Regions from separate parts of the Homo sapiens genome. Here region 2 is linked to region 1. A link is an interaction called in ENCODE POLR2A ChIA-PET data of the cell type or tissue named here. Cell type or tissue: OCI-LY7. All regions are shown on one strand. Each heading gives the region's core, and the rest is flanking DNA. Links, peaks and the distances in the headings are about the cores only. Region 1 holds the start of OIP5-AS1 (OIP5 antisense RNA 1). Region 2 overlaps NUSAP1 (nucleolar and spindle associated protein 1).

Region 1 (8,224 bases), core at 2,369-6,368:
TCCATATCAGGACAAAGTACCAGTCTGTAAGTAAAGTACTACCTTTGATGTACTTTATTTACATCAGTTCTCTACACCATATATATATATATATATATATATATATATATATATATATATATATATATATATTTTTTTTTTTTTTCCCCCTGAGACAGTGTTGCTTTGTTGCCCAGGCAGTGGTGCAATCTCAGCTCACTGCAACCTCTATCTCCCAGGTTCAAGCAATTCTCCTGCCTCAGCCTCCAGAGTAGCTGAGACTACAGGCACTTACCACTATGCCCGACTAATTTTTGTATTTTTAGTAAAGACACAGTTTCACCATGTTGGCCAGGCTCATCTCTAACTCCTGACCTCAAAGAACCCACCCGCCTTGGCTTCCCAAAGTGCTGGGATTACAGGTGTGAGCTAACACACCCAGCCTACAGATGGATATTTAGATTACTATAAATATTGTGCTATACCAATGTCAAGTTTCTATTATTGTCTACTTGGACTTAAAGTTGTAAATCCAAGTGGTAAGGCCTTCTTCACTCTAAAGGGCATTTTGCCTCATCAGTTTTTATTCCCTTTCTTACTACTGATATATATATATCAATCATATATATCATATATACACACACATATATACATATACATACAAAGATTGTTTTATTTTTCAATGTTTTTATTGTGATAAAATACACATAAAATTCACCATATTAACCCTTTCGAGTATACAATTCAGTAGTATTAAGTACATTCATACTGCTGTGCAACCATCACCGTAATCCATCTCCAGGACTCATTTCTTCTTCCCAAACTGAAACCTTGTACACATTACACAGTAATTCCCTCTCGCTGCCCTTCCTGCAACCCCTGGCAACCATCATTCTACTTTCTGTCTCTATAATTCTGATGCTGCCCAAGCTGGGGTGCAGTGGCTATTCACAGGCACAATCAGCATACTGCAGCCTTGAACTTCAGGCCTCAAGCAATCCTACTACCTCAGTTTCCAGAGTAGCTGGGACTACATACAAGGTTTCAATCCTTGAAGCAGTTGTACACTGAATGGTTTTCATATAATTAATCAAGGTATAAGTAGGTGTTAATGGGTTGAACTGTGTCCTCCCAATATTCGTATGTTAAAAGTCCTAGCCCCTACTACCTCATACTGTGACCTTATTTGGTAATAGAGTCATTACAGATGTCAGCAGCTAAGATGAGGTCATTAACAGAGCAGGATGGACCCCAATCCAATATGACTAGTCTCCTTATATTAGGACTCAGATACACACACAGGAAGAACTTCATGTGAAGACTGGAGTTATGCTGCCACAAGTTAAGGAACCACAAGAAATTAGAAGGACTGGAAATTTTTTTTTCAGTGCCTTCAGAGGGACGGCCCTGCCAACACTTTGGTTTTAGACATCTGACCTTTATTTATAACTATCAAACAATTTCTGTTATTCTAAGCTACCCAATTTGTGGTGCTTTGTTACAGCAGGCCTAGGAAACTAAAACTAACACAGTAGGTATGAAGCCTATTTTGCAGATATAATGTCACTGTCAATTAAGAAAGGACACACTGGCCAGGCGCGGTGGCTCACACCTCCAATCTCAGCATTTTGGGAGGCTAAGGTGGGCGGATCACGAGGTCAGGAGTTCAAGACGAGCCTGCCCAATATGGTGAAACCCCATCTCTACTAAAAATACAAAAATTAGCTGGGCGTGGTGGCAGGTGCCTATAATGTCAGCTACTCAGGAGGCTGAGGCAGGAGAATCGCTTGAACCCGGGAGGCGGAGGTTGCAGTGAGCTGAGATTGCGCCATTGCACTTCAGCCTGGGCGACAAGAGCAAAACTCTGTCTCAAAAAAAAAATTAAATAAATATATTCCAAAATTTGCCTCGTTTAAGAGAAGAATGAATTATTATTAACTGTTCGCGGGAGTGTAGATCAGAACAGCCACTATGGAAAAACAGTATGGAAATTTTTTTTTGAGACGGAATCTCACTCTGTAGCCCAGGCTGGAGTGCAGTGGCGCGATCTTGGCTCATGGCAACCTCCGCCTCCCAGGTTCAAGCGATACTCCTGCCACAGCCTCCTGAGTAGCCAGGATTACAGGCATGAGCCACCGCGCCCAGCTGGGAGGTTTCTAAAGAAATTAAAAATGGAACCACCACATAACCCAGCACTCCCTCTTCTGGGCATATAACCAAAAAACATGAAATCACTTCATAAAGATGTCTGCACTCCTATGTTCAGTGGAACATTATTCACAATAGCCAAGATACAGAAAAAACCTAACTGTCCATCATCAATGGATGAATGGATAAACTGTAGAAACTACAGTGCATATATATGATGGCATATGTTACTCAGCCCTAAAAAAGAATGAGATCTTGGCCAGGCGCAGTGGCATATGCCTGTAATCCCAGCACTTTGGGATTAAGTCAAGAGTTTGAGACCAGCCTGGCCAAAATGGTGAAATCCTGTCTCTACTAAAAAAATATAAAAATTAACCAGGCGTGGTGGCGCACACCTGTAATCCTGGCTACTTGGGAGGCAGAGGCAAAAGAATCGCTTGAATTAGGGAGGCAGAGGTTGCAGTGAGCTGAGATAGCACCACTGCACTCCAGCCTGAGTGCAGTGACAGAGCAAGTGCTAAGACAGCAAGACTGTCTCAAAAAAAAAAAAAAACAAAATATTTTGCCATTTGTCACAGCATAGATGAGTCAGGAGGACTGAAAGAAAAACATTGCACAATCTCATTTACATGTGAAATTTTTTTAAAAAATCAAATATACAGAGTTAGAGAACAAAACAGTGATGTGGGAGTTAGTAAAGGAAGAGATATAGGTCAGAGAATATAAAGGAACAGGTACGTAGGCTGAACAAGTCTAACGATCTAATGTACAACATGACAACTATAGGTAATAAAATTATACTGTAAACAGGATCCATGCTAAATGAGATTTTAGCTGTTGCCACAAAAACAAAATAGCTATGTGAGACAATGGATGTTAATTTACTTCACTGTAGAAACCTTTTTACTATCTATATGCATCCCAAAACATCATGTTGTATACCTGAAATATACACAAAATTTATTTAAATAAAACCACCCAGTAACATTTTTTTTTAATCGTTATTTTTGGGTGAGATGGAGTCTGTCTCTGTGGCCCAGGATGGAGCGCAGTGGCGCAATCTCGGCTCGCTGCAGCCTCCGCCTCCCAAGTTCAAGCAATTCTCCTGCCTCAGTCTCCCAAGTAGCTGGGATTACAGGCGCGTGCCACCACACCTGCTTAATTTTTGTATTTTTTGTAGAGATAGGGTTCCCCCATGTTGCCCAGGCTGGTCTCAAACTCCTGACCTCAAGTATCTGCCCACCTCGGCCTCCCAAACTGCTGGGATTACAGGCGTGAGCCACCGGGCCAGGCCTATTTTTTAATCATTTGATTTCCTTCAATCTAATTAAATATGTGTCTGTTTTCTTTAGACAGTGAAAATTATTGGTAGTTTGAGCAAATGATCAAGATTACTCCTTTTTATTTAATACATTTCTTTTGTTGAAAAATAAAAGATTTAACTTAAATTTCAATAGCTTACAGTCATTTTTCATGTTCGTCTTCTGCTGAAGCTAACGGCTTATTGTTCCACTTCTATGTACCTGTTTTCAAGCTACTTAAACAGTATTTGGAACGATTAGCCCACAATTACTTACTTGCCAAGTCCTGAGTTCAGAATTTTGTTTTTGAGATGAATATAAAAGCACCTAAAGGTCAAGGAAAATTTTCTTCCTGTGATAAGGAACCTAAAAAGAAAAAGAACATTAAGGATATGGCCCTCACTGGTGCTAGTAATTTTAGTATACAATATTACTCAAACAGACAAGCTATTGTTAAAAAAAAATCAATATCATAAACTATTCAAAAGGAACAGTAAGAAAGCAGTTACTCTCTACCTGCACTGGCATTAATTTTAAAAAGATGTCAAGTCTTGGAGCAGTGGTTCTCAAGCTTTTATGAAACAGTGTCCTCTTTGAGAATCTGATACTATGGACCTTCTTCTTCCCACAAAAATGTATAATTGTGCATAAAATTTCCAGTAGTTTATGGACCCCTACTTAAGACCTTTGTGTCAGGCCTCTGAGCCCAAGCCTGCACGTATATATCCAGATGGTCTGAAGCAACAGAAGAATCACAAAAGAAGTGAAAATGGCCAGTTCCTGCCTTGACTGATGACATTACCTTGTGAAATTCCATCTCCTGGCTCAGAAGCACCCCCACTGAGCACCTTGTGACCCCCACCCCTGCCCGCAAGAACACAACCCCCTTTGACTGTAATTTTCCACTACCTACCCAAATCCTATAAAACTGCCCACCCCTAACTCCCTTTGCTGACTCCTTTTTGGACTCAGCCCGCCTGCACCCAGGTGAAATAAATAGCTTTATTACTCACACAAAGCCTGTTTGGTGGTCTCTTCGCACGGACGCGCCTAACACTTTGCTTTAGTGTAGATGACCACTCCCCTCTATAAGGTAGGGAGGAAGAATGTTCGGTTAGTTCCTCTCCTCTGGCCGATATTTTTTTTCTTCTCCTGGATGAGACAAAGACAAAAAAACAAAAAATAAACTGACAGAGCGACAAAAAAGGTCTCATATAAAAGTCCTTCTGTATTATTTTTCAGCTCTAGCAAATCCAGGGCCAACAAAGAGCATACCCAAAAACATTCATTTGTCTAATGGTGTGTCCGTTGGAACTTAACTAATGTGCCAGTTTTAAACAGGCCACACCAATTCAGAAACCTAGTAACAGGAACTTTCCTAGAATCTTACCTGAGAGACCGGATGAGGGTAAGGTTACAACAATCCAAATTACCAAAAGAGACAACCCGTTCGGTTAAAGGAGAACAGAATACCAAATGCCTCAGTGTTGACACTGTGCAACCCCACCACTTTACACAAACTACGTTCTAATAACATTTCCCTATCATTCTGTCTCTATAAAAACAATATTGTACACTGAACTCCTGTACTTCTGGGTCGGAAACCAAAAACGGTGAATTCTATCAAGACCCTGGCATCAGCCAAAATTAATGCGCCATTAGAACGTTATCAGGACATCAGTGCCAGAACCGCTTACTCAGATCATAAAAGTTTGGGAGGTGGGAGTGGGAGCGGACGGCTTTAGTAAAAGTTGCACCAGGGTGTCCGCGATAAACACACCCGAATGCAATTCCCAAGGGAAACCTGTTACAAGTCTCAAGGTCAACGGGCTGGGGACACAAAATACTCAGAGCCACAACAGGCCTCAACTGATACCGCTGACGGGCAAAGAGGGGGAACGAAGTCCTAAGGCGAGGGGTATAAGTAAATCAATAAAACAAAGATATTCTTCGAAAAATAAATCGATGGCAGAAGCAGCGGCTGCCAGATACAGCCCCGTGTGGGTGCAAGCAGAAAGCACAAAGGTGGCTAAAGGCACGGCACTGGGAAGGACCGAGACGGGCTGAGGGGTGGGCCGTGCAACACACCCAGAAGGCGGGTGACGGCTGCCCTGGAGCCGCCGAGGTTGGAACCCCCGCCCAGCCGAGGCCGAGGCCGGCTGCCCGCAACTCGCAGGTTCCTGCGCGCTTCCGTACCCGGCCCGTCTGGGCCACGCCACCTCCTCGGCGCCTGCTCGTCCCACCGTCACTGGCCTTCTCGGCTCACCTCGCACGGTCCAACAGATGCACTCGGCCTCCCGGGGGCTGCTCGCCCCCGGCCCAGAGGCCAGTTTGCAGCGGCACGCCTTACTCCGCCATCTTCGCAGCTTCTCAAGGTGGCCAACCCTGCGGTGGGCCGTTCCCACAAGCCCCGCCCCCGCCGCTGGGGCTGAGTGTTTATTGGGCATCGTCTTGCTCGCGCGCGCTCTCCTTGCGTCGTAGGTTGGTTGGAATGCACGTCAATCAATAGCACTCGCCCCACTCTTTCGATCCGGATTGGGTCCCAGAATTGAGGTAACAGGGAGAAATGCTTTTGTAATTCAATTATTAAGAATGTAAAATTTCCGCCGTAGAAGCTGTACCACGTGGTAAGATAGTGTGGCTAGGCCGCGTGACTATTTTAAGCCACTGTTAGGTTAAACTGTAGTACTAATAATTTCATTCTCAGGCCCGAGGGTTTTTGTTTTGTTTTGTTTTTTGAGACAGAGTCTCTCACTGTCGCCCAAGCTGGAGTGCAGTGGCGCGATCTTGACTCACTGCAACCTCCGCCTCCCGGGTTTAAACGATTCTCCTGCCTCAGCCCCTCAAGTAGCTGGGACTACAGGCGCATGCCACCACACCCAGCTAATTTTTGTATTTTTAGTAGAGACGAGATTTCACTACGTTGGCCAGACTGGTGTCGAACTCCTGACCTCAGGTGATCCACCCGCCTCGGTCTCCCGAAGTGCTGGGATTACAGGCATGAGCCACCGCGCCCAGGCTTTTAATCCAGGGGTAGCACAACACCTAGGGAAAAAATTTAATGCTTCCAGTTTGTCTCTGTCTTTGACTCTTAAAGGGCCCAAACGTTGTCCGGCTGTTTACAGCTTTGGTCAATACAGGAGAGAAGGATTCGTCACTTTTCTGAAGGCCCTCCTGCATAGAGGAAACCTGCTGTAACTGGCAGTTTTGTTGTTTGCTACACCCAACTGTAGGGCATCCTTTCTTCTGCATCATTTCCCAGAGGGGCAGGTGTCAGGCCTCTGAGCCCAAGCTAAGCCATCATATCCCCTGTGACCTGCACGTATACATCCAGATGGCCTGAAGCAACTGAAGATCCACAAAGAAGTGAAAATAGCCTTAACTGATGACATTCACCATTGTGATTTGTTTCTGCCCCACCCTAACTGATCAATGTACTTTGTAATCTCCCCACCCTTAAGAAGGTTCTTTGTAATTCTCCCCACCCTTGAGAATGTACTTTGTGAGATCCACCCCCTGCCCACAAAACATTGCTCCTAACTCCACCGCCTATCCCAAAACCTGTAAGAACTAATGATAATCCACCACCCTTTGCTGAACTCTCTTTTCCGACTCATCCCACCTGCACCCAGGTGAAATAAACAGGCTTGTTGTTCACACAAAGCCTGTTTGGTGGTCTCTTCACACGGACACGTGACAGCAGGGAGGGTATACGTGGGGTGGCTCCTCTTCGGGGTTATGACAAGCGAGGCCCAGCGTAGGCAGTGTAGGTCCACTGTGCTTGCCAAACACCAAGAGGGCTGTCATCTGGGTGGATTCTTAGAAATGCAGATTCCTGGCCTGGCACGGTGGCTGTAATCCCAGCACTTTGGGAGGCTGAGGCGGGTGGATCAGCTGAGGTCAGGAGTTCAAGACCAGCCTGGCCAACATGGTGAAACCCCAATCTCTACCAAAAATACAAAAATTAGCCAGGTGTGGTGGCACGTGCCTGTAATCCCAGCTACTCAGGAGGCTGAGGCAGGAGAATTGCTTGAACCTGGGAGGCGGAGGTTGCAGTGAGCCAAGACTGTGCCATTACACTCCAGCCTGGGCAAGAGTGAGACTCCATCTCAAAAAAGAAATGCAAAGAAAAAGCCATGTAAAACCAGAGTATGTCACCGCTGAGGCTGCACATGAATGAGGAGGTGGGCAATTTAAGGAATGGACATATACTGGATTTTTAGGCTTTTTCTACATTTAAGGAGTCAGGGAGTCAAGAATAGAAATTGCGTCTTAGCTGGAATGAATGGGAAGTGGCCACGGCTGACAAAACCATGTCGAAGCCAAAAGTGCTGGCCCCTCGATGAATGTTTCCACTTCATATATCCAGGCAGCAGCAGAGTAGACTGCAGCTGACCGTACAGACATAAACTTGAGTAAGGGAGACACTGTGATTTCAAACTTGAAGGGACTAAGTTACATAAAATTCTTGTAAAATGGACAAAAGTTATTTTGTTTCAACCACAAGTATTTATTGATGGATCGAAGATACAATTTTAATGGAACAATAAGGCACAACCGTGGATTAAAACACTTTGCTATACAGCCAAAAGGGGGGAAAATCTATAACCTTAGGAACTTTATGCCAATCAAGAAGCCTCTAAAGTACCTCTCTAATAGATCAGTATCAGACATTCTTCCCTTTTACATAATTCCTATATTACATCACTTAATCATAAAATCTGACTGATACTTCATAAAGAATTCCTCATTCATTTATATTTGAGCCATCCAGCCTGGCTACTCCCCTGTTCTCC
Region 2 (8,224 bases), core at 1,615-5,614, 64 kb before region 1:
GAGTAACTTCACAAAGAAACAACCTAGCAGACACCACCATAACTAACTGATGGAAGTTAACGTGACTAGCCATAGGAAAAACCAGCACTTGTGCCTCCTAGGGTGCTTACTGAGGAAGCAACAGCATTGCTCTTTGGGATTCCTGCCAACAGCCCATAGTCTGATTCTAAGCATGAGGACATATTAGACAAACCAACTCAGAGGACAAAAAACTGGCCTGTATTAAAAAATGCTGGCTGGGCATGGTGACTCACACCTGTAATCCCAGCACTTTAGGAGGCTGAAGTGGGCAGATTACTTGAGCTCAGCAGTTTGAGACCAGCCTGGGCAACATGGTGAAACCCTGTCTCTACTAAAAATACAAAAATTAGCCGGGCGTGGTGGTGCATGCCTATAGTCCCAGGTACTCAGGAGGCTGAGGCTGCAGTGAGCTGAGATCGTGCCACTGTGCTCTAGCCTGGGCAACAGAGCAAGACCCTGTCTCAAAAATAAATAAATAAATAAATAAATAAAAATTAAAAATTACCTGGGAGACTTGTTAAAAACTGAAGATTCCCAAGCCCATCTCAGACCCAAGGAATCCTGTAATTTTCTAGATTCAGTATGACACTCAAAGTTTTAGGGAAAATGAGAAGGCTCAGGATTAGAAATTCCAGATTTAACTGCTTGGTGGATACTGGAATGAATTATCCTCTCTCAGTCTCTCTAACTCCTCCTCTGGCAAGGCTCAGGGCCCTAGCAGATTTGCCCAGGTGAAACTAATACTGAGATATTTTATTTTCATTTATTTATTATTATTTTTTATTTTTTAAGAGCAGAGGTTTAGTAGGCAAAAGAAAGCGAAAGGAAGGCCGGGTGCGGTGGCTCACGCCTGTAATCTCAGCACTTTGGGAGGCTGAGGTGGGTGGATCACGAGGTCAGGAGTTCGAGACAAGCCTGGCCAACATGGTGAAACCCCGTCTCTATTAAAAATACAAAAATTAGCTGGGCCTGGTGGCACGAGCCTGTAATCCCAGCTACTTGGGAGGCTGAGGCTGGAGAATCGCTTGAACCCAGGAGGTGGAGGTTGTAGTGAGCCAAGATCGTACCATTGCAACTCCAGCCTGGGCAACACAGCAAGACTCTGTCTAAAAAAAAAAAAAAGAAATTCTATAACATGGTGCTATGGGTTGAATTGTGGCCCCCTAAAAGATATGTTGAAGTCCTAACCACTGGTACCTGTCATATGACCTTATTTAGATATGGGAATTTTTTTTCAGATGTATTAAGGTTAAAATGACATCATTTGGATGTTCTTTTAATTTTTTGAGATAGGGTCTCACTCTGTCCATGCTGGGGTGAAGTGGTATGAAGATGGCCCACTGCAGCCTTAACCTCCTGGGTTCAAGCAACCCTTTCACCTCAGCCTCCTGAGTAGCTGGGACCACAGGTGTGCACCATCATGGCTGGCTGATTCTTTTGACTTTTTGTAGAGACAGGGTCTCACCATGTTGCCCAGGCTGGTCCTGAACTCCTAGGCTCAAGCAATCCTCCTGACTTGGCTTCCCAAAGTAATGGGATTATAGGCACCAGCCACTATGCTTGGCCTATTTGGGTGGATCCTAATCCAATATGACTGCTGTCCTATTAAGAAGACATAGAGAGAGAATGTCATGCGCTGTCAGAGCCAGAGACTGGTAATGATGCAGCTGCAAGCCAAGGAACACCAAGCGTCGACAGCCATCGCAAAGTAGTCAGAGGCAAGGAAGGAGTCCACCCAGAGTCTCAGAGAAGCATGGTCCTGCTGACACATTGATTTTGGACTTCCAGCCTCTAGAACTATGAAAGAGTAAATTTCTGTTGTTCTAAGCTGCCCAGTTGTGGTGCTTTGTCACAACAGTCCTAGGAAATTAATGTACCTGGCTACTTCTAGCAATTTTGGTTTTTAAAGTTACTTGACATACCATTTATTCCACGTTTACCTGAGGAAACAGCATTCTCAGCTTCTTGGTGCTCGTCTGGTGGAGAAGGAACTTTTGCAGTAGCTCTGAGATCCTGGCTTTCCTGCTTTTCATGATTCTGGAATTCAGTGGGATTACTTATTTTTATCTCTGAATGATTCTGCTACAAATTTAAAAAGGAAATAAAAGATTTCGATGATAAATAAGAATTGCTGCCTTCCAAAGATAAGTACCAAAGTGAGGGGGAAAAGGGGTTAAAGGAAGAAAAGTAGGAGAATGAGATTTTTGGTGGCAGATTTGGTTCTCTGCCTTATCAACTGTCACGAGAATGTAAATTTGAGAACAGGAGATACTAGGGCACATTAAGAGGAAAATAGAAATGGCAAGATTAGCTCTGTTAGCAAGGACAAATGAAGAAACCTAGACAGTCTACTGAGCAAGTGACTACATTGAGGCAGAAATTTAAATAATAATAAGTACTGCATTTATTCACTCCAAGAAAAGTAAAAACTAAGGCCCAGAATGTGGCAAGGCAAGAGTTAAAAAGAAAAGAACAAGTTTTCCTCTGCCTAGTAGCTCACTTTGAAGACAGTTAGAAGATAACGCTGTCCAAATAGCCAAGGCCAAAGGAATAAGCTCCAGACACCACCCTCCCCCCGACCCCTGGTTCCAGAGCAAGGTTGAAAGAAAAAAAAAAGAGAAATACAAGTTCTTTTAATGTTACTCTTTTCCCGGGCTTCTTAAGCATGATTAGCATGATTATGTTTTACAAATGTCTGTATTTAGCCAGTTCTTGTTTTTCTTTTAATGCAGCTACAAGGCCACTGGCTAAGTCACAAGTTATGTTACGCTATAGATTATGTAACCTGTTACTGTATGATTAATTGCTTTTATTTTGCTTCTGTAAAGCCACTTATAAAAACCCGCTCAGTCTTTGTTCAAGGCTCAGCTTTTAGATGTGAATCCTCCGAGCCGGTGCGTGCCTAAAATAAACAAATCCTCCTGTACTCCGTATTAGTCTCTCCGTTCCTCAGTTTACTGCAACAATATGAACATAGAAAAGAAAATTAAGACTGTGTTTCAGGGCTGGGCATGGTGGCTCACACCTGTAATCCTAGCACTTTGGGAGGCCGAGGTGGGTAGAGCACCAGAGGTCAGGAGTTCAAGATTAGCCCAGCCAACATGGTGAAATCTCGTCTCTACTAAAAATACAAAAATTAGTTGGGCGTGGTGGTGGCCACCTGTAATCTCAGCTACTCAGGAGGCAGAGGCAGGAGAATTGCTTGAACCTGAGAGGTGGAGGTTGCAGTAAGCTGAGATGGTGCCATCACACTCCATACTGGGCAACAAGAGTGAAACTCTGTCTCAAAAAAAAAAAAAAAAAGAAAAGAAAAAAGAAAAAAAAGACTGTGCTTTGTAAAAATTACATTTGAATAAAAGGATAAGATAAAAGAATAAAACCAGAGTCTACGGAAAGCAAGCGAGGGAAGCCCCTTGCTAATCATGTGATCACACTGCTGAAAGACTAAGTACAGGGTGATCACCAGGCCAGGGACAAGGTAGGAAGGAGAATTTAAACAAACGAAAAAACAACAAAAAACACATTTAATGCTTGTTTCTCTTTCCTTCCTACCTACTACACCTCACTTAAGTGAACACTCAATGAATGTTCATATTTATACAACAAATATTTAATGTGAGCTTAATACTTAAAAAGTGCTTCCTGAGGCCCAAGCCCTGGGATGCAGTGATGAGCAGCTGGACTTGGGTCTGGGCTTTCATGGAGCTTACAGCACACAGTAACCTTACAAACACATGACATCACATGGGAATTTAAAAAGAAATCTCCATAAAAGTATGCCAATTTTGGCATAGGTGGTTTATTTTCAGTTTGTATATTTCCATTCACCTGTGAGTCAGGGTCCACACGGACAGTCTTGCACCTTCTCCTTGTTTTGGTGACATGGCCAAGTGGCTGTCTCTCAGCTTCTTCCTGGTTGCTGATCTGTATCTCAGTCTCATCACAAGAGGATGCAGAAGTTTGACTTTCATCCTGAAAAGAGAGGTATTAATCTGCTATGTGCTATGTCTACAGTTATAATGCTCAGGAAGAATCAGAATTGAGACAGAATAAAAAACATATTACATATGCAAAAGAAAAAATTTAAAACTCTCTAGCGGTAAATTGTAGGCAAAGACAAGAATTATAGAGTATTTAGGCCAGGCACAGTGGCTCACGCCTGTAATCCCAGCACTTTGGGAGACCGAGGCGAGTGGATCACCTGAGGTTAGCGAGACCAGCCTGGTTGACATAGTGAAACTCCATCTCTACTAAAAATAGAAAATTACCCGGGCATGGTGGTGCATGCCTGTAATCCCAGCTACTTGGAAGGCTGAGGCAGGATAATCACTTGACCCGGCAAGGGGAGGTTGCAGTGAGCCAAGATGGCGCCATTGCACTCCAGCCTGGGCAACAAGAACGAAACTCCGTCTCAAAAACAAACAAGCAAACAAACAAACAAACCCTTATAGATTATTTAAAAAGAAATAATCACACTTAGCAACCCAAATTAATAAATTAGGGTAGTAAAGTATTCAAAGTTATTTTAGTGTGAATAAATACAGAAATTGGGCCAGGTGCAGTGGTTCACACCTGTAATCCCAGCACTTTGGGAAGCTGAGGCAGGTGGATCACTCGAGCCCAGGACTTTGAGACCAGCCTGGGCAACATGGCAAAACCCCATCTCTACTTAAAATTATTAAAAATGTATTAAGCCGGGCCAGTGGCTCACACCTGTAACCCCAGCATTTTGGGAGGCCAAGGCTGGTGGATCACCTGAGGTCAGGATTTCGAGACCAGCCTGGCCAACACAGTGAAACCCTGTCTCTACTAAAAATACAAAAATTAGCCAGGCGTGGTGGCAAGTGCCTGTAATCCCAGTTACTCAGGAGGCTAAGCCAGGAGTTATATTTTGTATTATCTTCATTTCCTTTAGGGTCATCTTTTTCTTTCTTTCTTTCTTTTTTAGAGACAAGGTCTTGCTCTGTTGCCTAGGCTAGATTACAGTGGCTTGATCTAAGTTCACTGCGGCCTCAATTTCTGGAGCTCAACTGACCCTCCCACCTCAGCCTCCCAATCAGCTGGGTCCACAGGTATGTGTTACCACACGTAAGCTAATTGTTTTAATTTTGTAGAAATGGGGTCTCACTATGTTGCCCAGGCTGGTTGTGAACTCCTAGGCTGAAGTCATCCTCCTGCCTTGGCCTCGCAAAATGTTGGGATTACACACGTGAGCCTCTATGCCCAGTCCGTTTTCTTTCTTTTTTTTTTTTTTTTGAGACGGAGTCTCACTCTGTTGCCCAGGCTGGAGTGCAGTGGCATGATCTTGGCTCACTGCAAGCTCCACCTCCTGGGTTCATGCCATTCTCCTGCCTCAGCCTCTTGAGTAGTTGGGACTACAGGCGCCCGCCACCACGCCTGGCTAATCTTTTGTGTTGTTAGTAGAGACGGGGTTTCGCCTGTTAGCCAGGATGGTCTCGATCTGTTGACCTTGTGATCCGCCCACCTCAGCCTCCCAAAGTGCTGGGATTACAGGAGTGAGCCACCGCACCCGGCCATGTCTATTCATATTTCATAGCAAATCAGGAAAAACCTCATTAGGAGCTTGAGTGTGCAGGAAATGTGTGTTATTTGGCAGGATTCCTTGGTTAGGGAGGAGGCCATTATGCTGGTGGTTCCTTGAATGCCCAAAGGCAGGAGCCTTTGTCTGATAACTATTTAATTTCCTTAATGAGAAATCTTCCAATATTTTAGAGGGTAGGAGACATCTGGTAGACTGATTACAGGCAGTCTACCAGATGTCTATTTCACTATTAGTAGTCAGTCAATTTCACTATTATGGCCACAGGCCATCCCTTGATAGTCTATTTATTTGGCTTGAGGTTTAGTGAGGCCTATCATCAGTATTTTTTTTGTTTTGAGACAGAGTCTAGTTCTGTTGCCCAGGCTGGAGTGCAGTGCTATAATCTCGGCTCACTGCAATCTCCGCCTCCCAGGCTCAAGCAATTCTCCTGCCTCAGCCTTATGACTAGCTGGGATTACAGGTACATGCCACCATGCCCAGCTAATTTTTGTATTTTAGTAGAGACGGGATTTCACCATTTTGGCCAGGCTGGTCTCGAACTCCTGACCTCAGCTGATCCACCCACCTTGACCTCCCAAAGTGGTGGGATTACAGGCGTGAGCCACTGTGCCTGGCCATACATCAGTATTTATTTATTTATTTATTTATTTATTTATTTATTTATTTATTTATTTATTTTTGAGACGGGGTCTGGCTCTGTTGCCCAGGATGGAGTGCAATAGCACAATCTTGGCTCATTGCAACTTCTGGCTCCTGAGTTCAAGCGATTCTCCTGCCTCAGCCTCCCGAGTAGCTGGGACTACAGGTGCGTGCCACCACACCCGGCTAATTTTTGTATTTTTAGTAAAGATGGGGTTTCACCATTTTGGCCAGGATGGTTTTGATCTCTTGACCTCGTGATCCACCCACCTCGGCCTCCCAAAGTGCTGGGATTACAGGCCTGAGCCACCGCACCCAGCCATCCGTATTTTTAAAAAGTTCCCCAGCCTAGGCAACATAATGAGACCCCAGTCTCTACAAAAAAAATTTCTTAAAAAGTAACAAGGTGTAGTGAGTGTGCCTGCAGTTCCAGCTACTTATGAGGCTGAAGTGGGAGGACTGCTTGAGGTCAAGCCAAAAGCAAGCCATGATTATGCCACTGCACTCCAGCCTGGGTGATAGAGTGAGACCCCATCTCAAAAATAAATAATTAAGAAAAAATATATAAAAAAATATAAAATATATCTGTTGGGAATGAAAGAATAAAGCTTAAAGAATAGAAGGACTGGCTGGGTGTGGTGGCTCACGCCTATAATCCCAGGACTTTGGGAGGCCAAGGTGGGCACATCACTTGAGGTCAGGAGTTCAAGACCAGTCTGGCCAACATGGTAAAACCTCCACTCTACTAAAAACACAAAAATTAGCTGGGCATGGTGGTGTGCATCTGTAATCCCAGTTACTCAGGGCAAGACTCCATCTCAAAAAAAAAAAGAATAAAAGGCCTTAACCAGAGGTAAAATATTACAGAAGTGGAATAGTTCCAAGTGTTGTAAGGTCTAGGATATGCCCAGAGAAGTAGACGGTTGATAAAGAGCAAAAACAAAGATCACTAGCATTAAGGGACAAGGAGGCCACAGTAGTAAGAAGAGACATCCAGATGGACCTTTGAACTTGTCCAAAATAAGATGAAGACATGAGGAAATGATGACAATGAGACAGAGAACACTAGAGAGTAACTAGGAGCTCAGCAGATGGGAGATTAAAATAGGTAAGCATATGCGGTGGCTCACCCCTGGAATCCCAGCACTTTGGGAGGCCGAGGTGGGAGGATCACCTGAGGTTGGGAGTTTGAGACCAGCCTGACAAACATGTGAAACCCCGTCTCTACTAAAAATACACAATTATCCGGGTGTGGTGGCGCATGCCTGTAATCCCAGCTACTCAGGAGGCTGAGGCAGGAGAATCGCTTTAACTCAGGAGGTGGAGGTTGCGGTGAGCCGAGATCGTGTCATTGCACTCCAGCCTGGGCAGCAAGAGTGAAACTCAGAAAAAAAAAAAAGAAAGAAAAAAATAGGTGATCATAAATTTCAAAGGAGAAGAGATTTTTTTTCCCTTTATCTTTGGCCTTTTCAAGATGAGCTAAAAAAGGAGCAGGGGTTTTTACATGAGAATAGAAAAATGTGGATCCCACTTTCCAACTCCCTGATAGTCACGGAGAAGAAAGTAAAAGAGGAGAAACTGGCAGAGCGTCTGTAATCCCAGCACTTTGGGAGGCAGAGGTAGGCAAACTACTTGAGCCCAGGAGTTTGAGACCAGCCCGGGCAATATTGTGAAACCCCGTCTCTACTAAAAATACAAAAAATAGCCAGGAATGGTGATACAAGGCTGTAGTCCCAGCTACTCAGGGGAGTGAGGCAAGAGGATCACTTGAGCCTGGGGGGTCCAGGCTGCAGTGAGCCCTGATTGTACCACTGCACTCCAGCCTGGGTTAGAGTGAGACCCTGTCTCAAAAAAAAGTAAGAGAAATTGTTTCCATGTATTAGGTTGGTGCAAAAATAAGTGCGGTGGTTTTTTTTTCTTTTTTTCGGAGACGGAGTCTCATTCTGTTGCCTAGGCTGGAATGCAGCGGCGTAATCTTGGCTCACTGCGACATCTGAATCC

The links. Peaks named below come from ENCODE experiments on the same cell type or tissue, not always from the same donor. Only the 100,000 strongest peaks of a DNase experiment are listed, where the experiment ranks them.
Region 2: POLR2A ChIA-PET joins it to region 1 with 5 read pairs; 22 of 35 experiments call an interaction of 5 or more read pairs at or near these places.

The regions. Positions count from the first base shown.
Region 1 is chr15:41,281,581-41,289,804 of GRCh38, reverse strand. It overlaps OIP5-AS1 (OIP5 antisense RNA 1), which reads right to left and starts at 7,108. Exons shown (of 5, transcript NR_152821.1): 1 at 7,087-7,108; 2 at 3,705-3,794. It overlaps CHP1 (calcineurin like EF-hand protein 1), which reads right to left. Exons shown (of 7, transcript NM_007236.5): 7 at 7,918-8,224. RefSeq lists enhancers at 3,955-4,694, 6,179-6,920. In OCI-LY7, for the core only: no CTCF peak of the experiment used is centred there; DNase peaks (open chromatin) are centred at 4,164, 4,814, 5,234 and 5,914; H3K4me3 peaks cover 2,652 bases; H3K27ac peaks cover 2,324 bases.
Region 2 is chr15:41,344,867-41,353,090 of GRCh38, reverse strand. It overlaps NUSAP1 (nucleolar and spindle associated protein 1), which reads right to left. Exons shown (of 11, transcript NM_016359.5): 3 at 3,850-3,993; 4 at 1,962-2,103. Among named protein-coding and RNA genes, the nearest start is that of NUSAP1, 16 kb to the right of the region's middle. In OCI-LY7, for the core only: no CTCF peak of the experiment used is centred there; no DNase peak of the experiment used is centred there.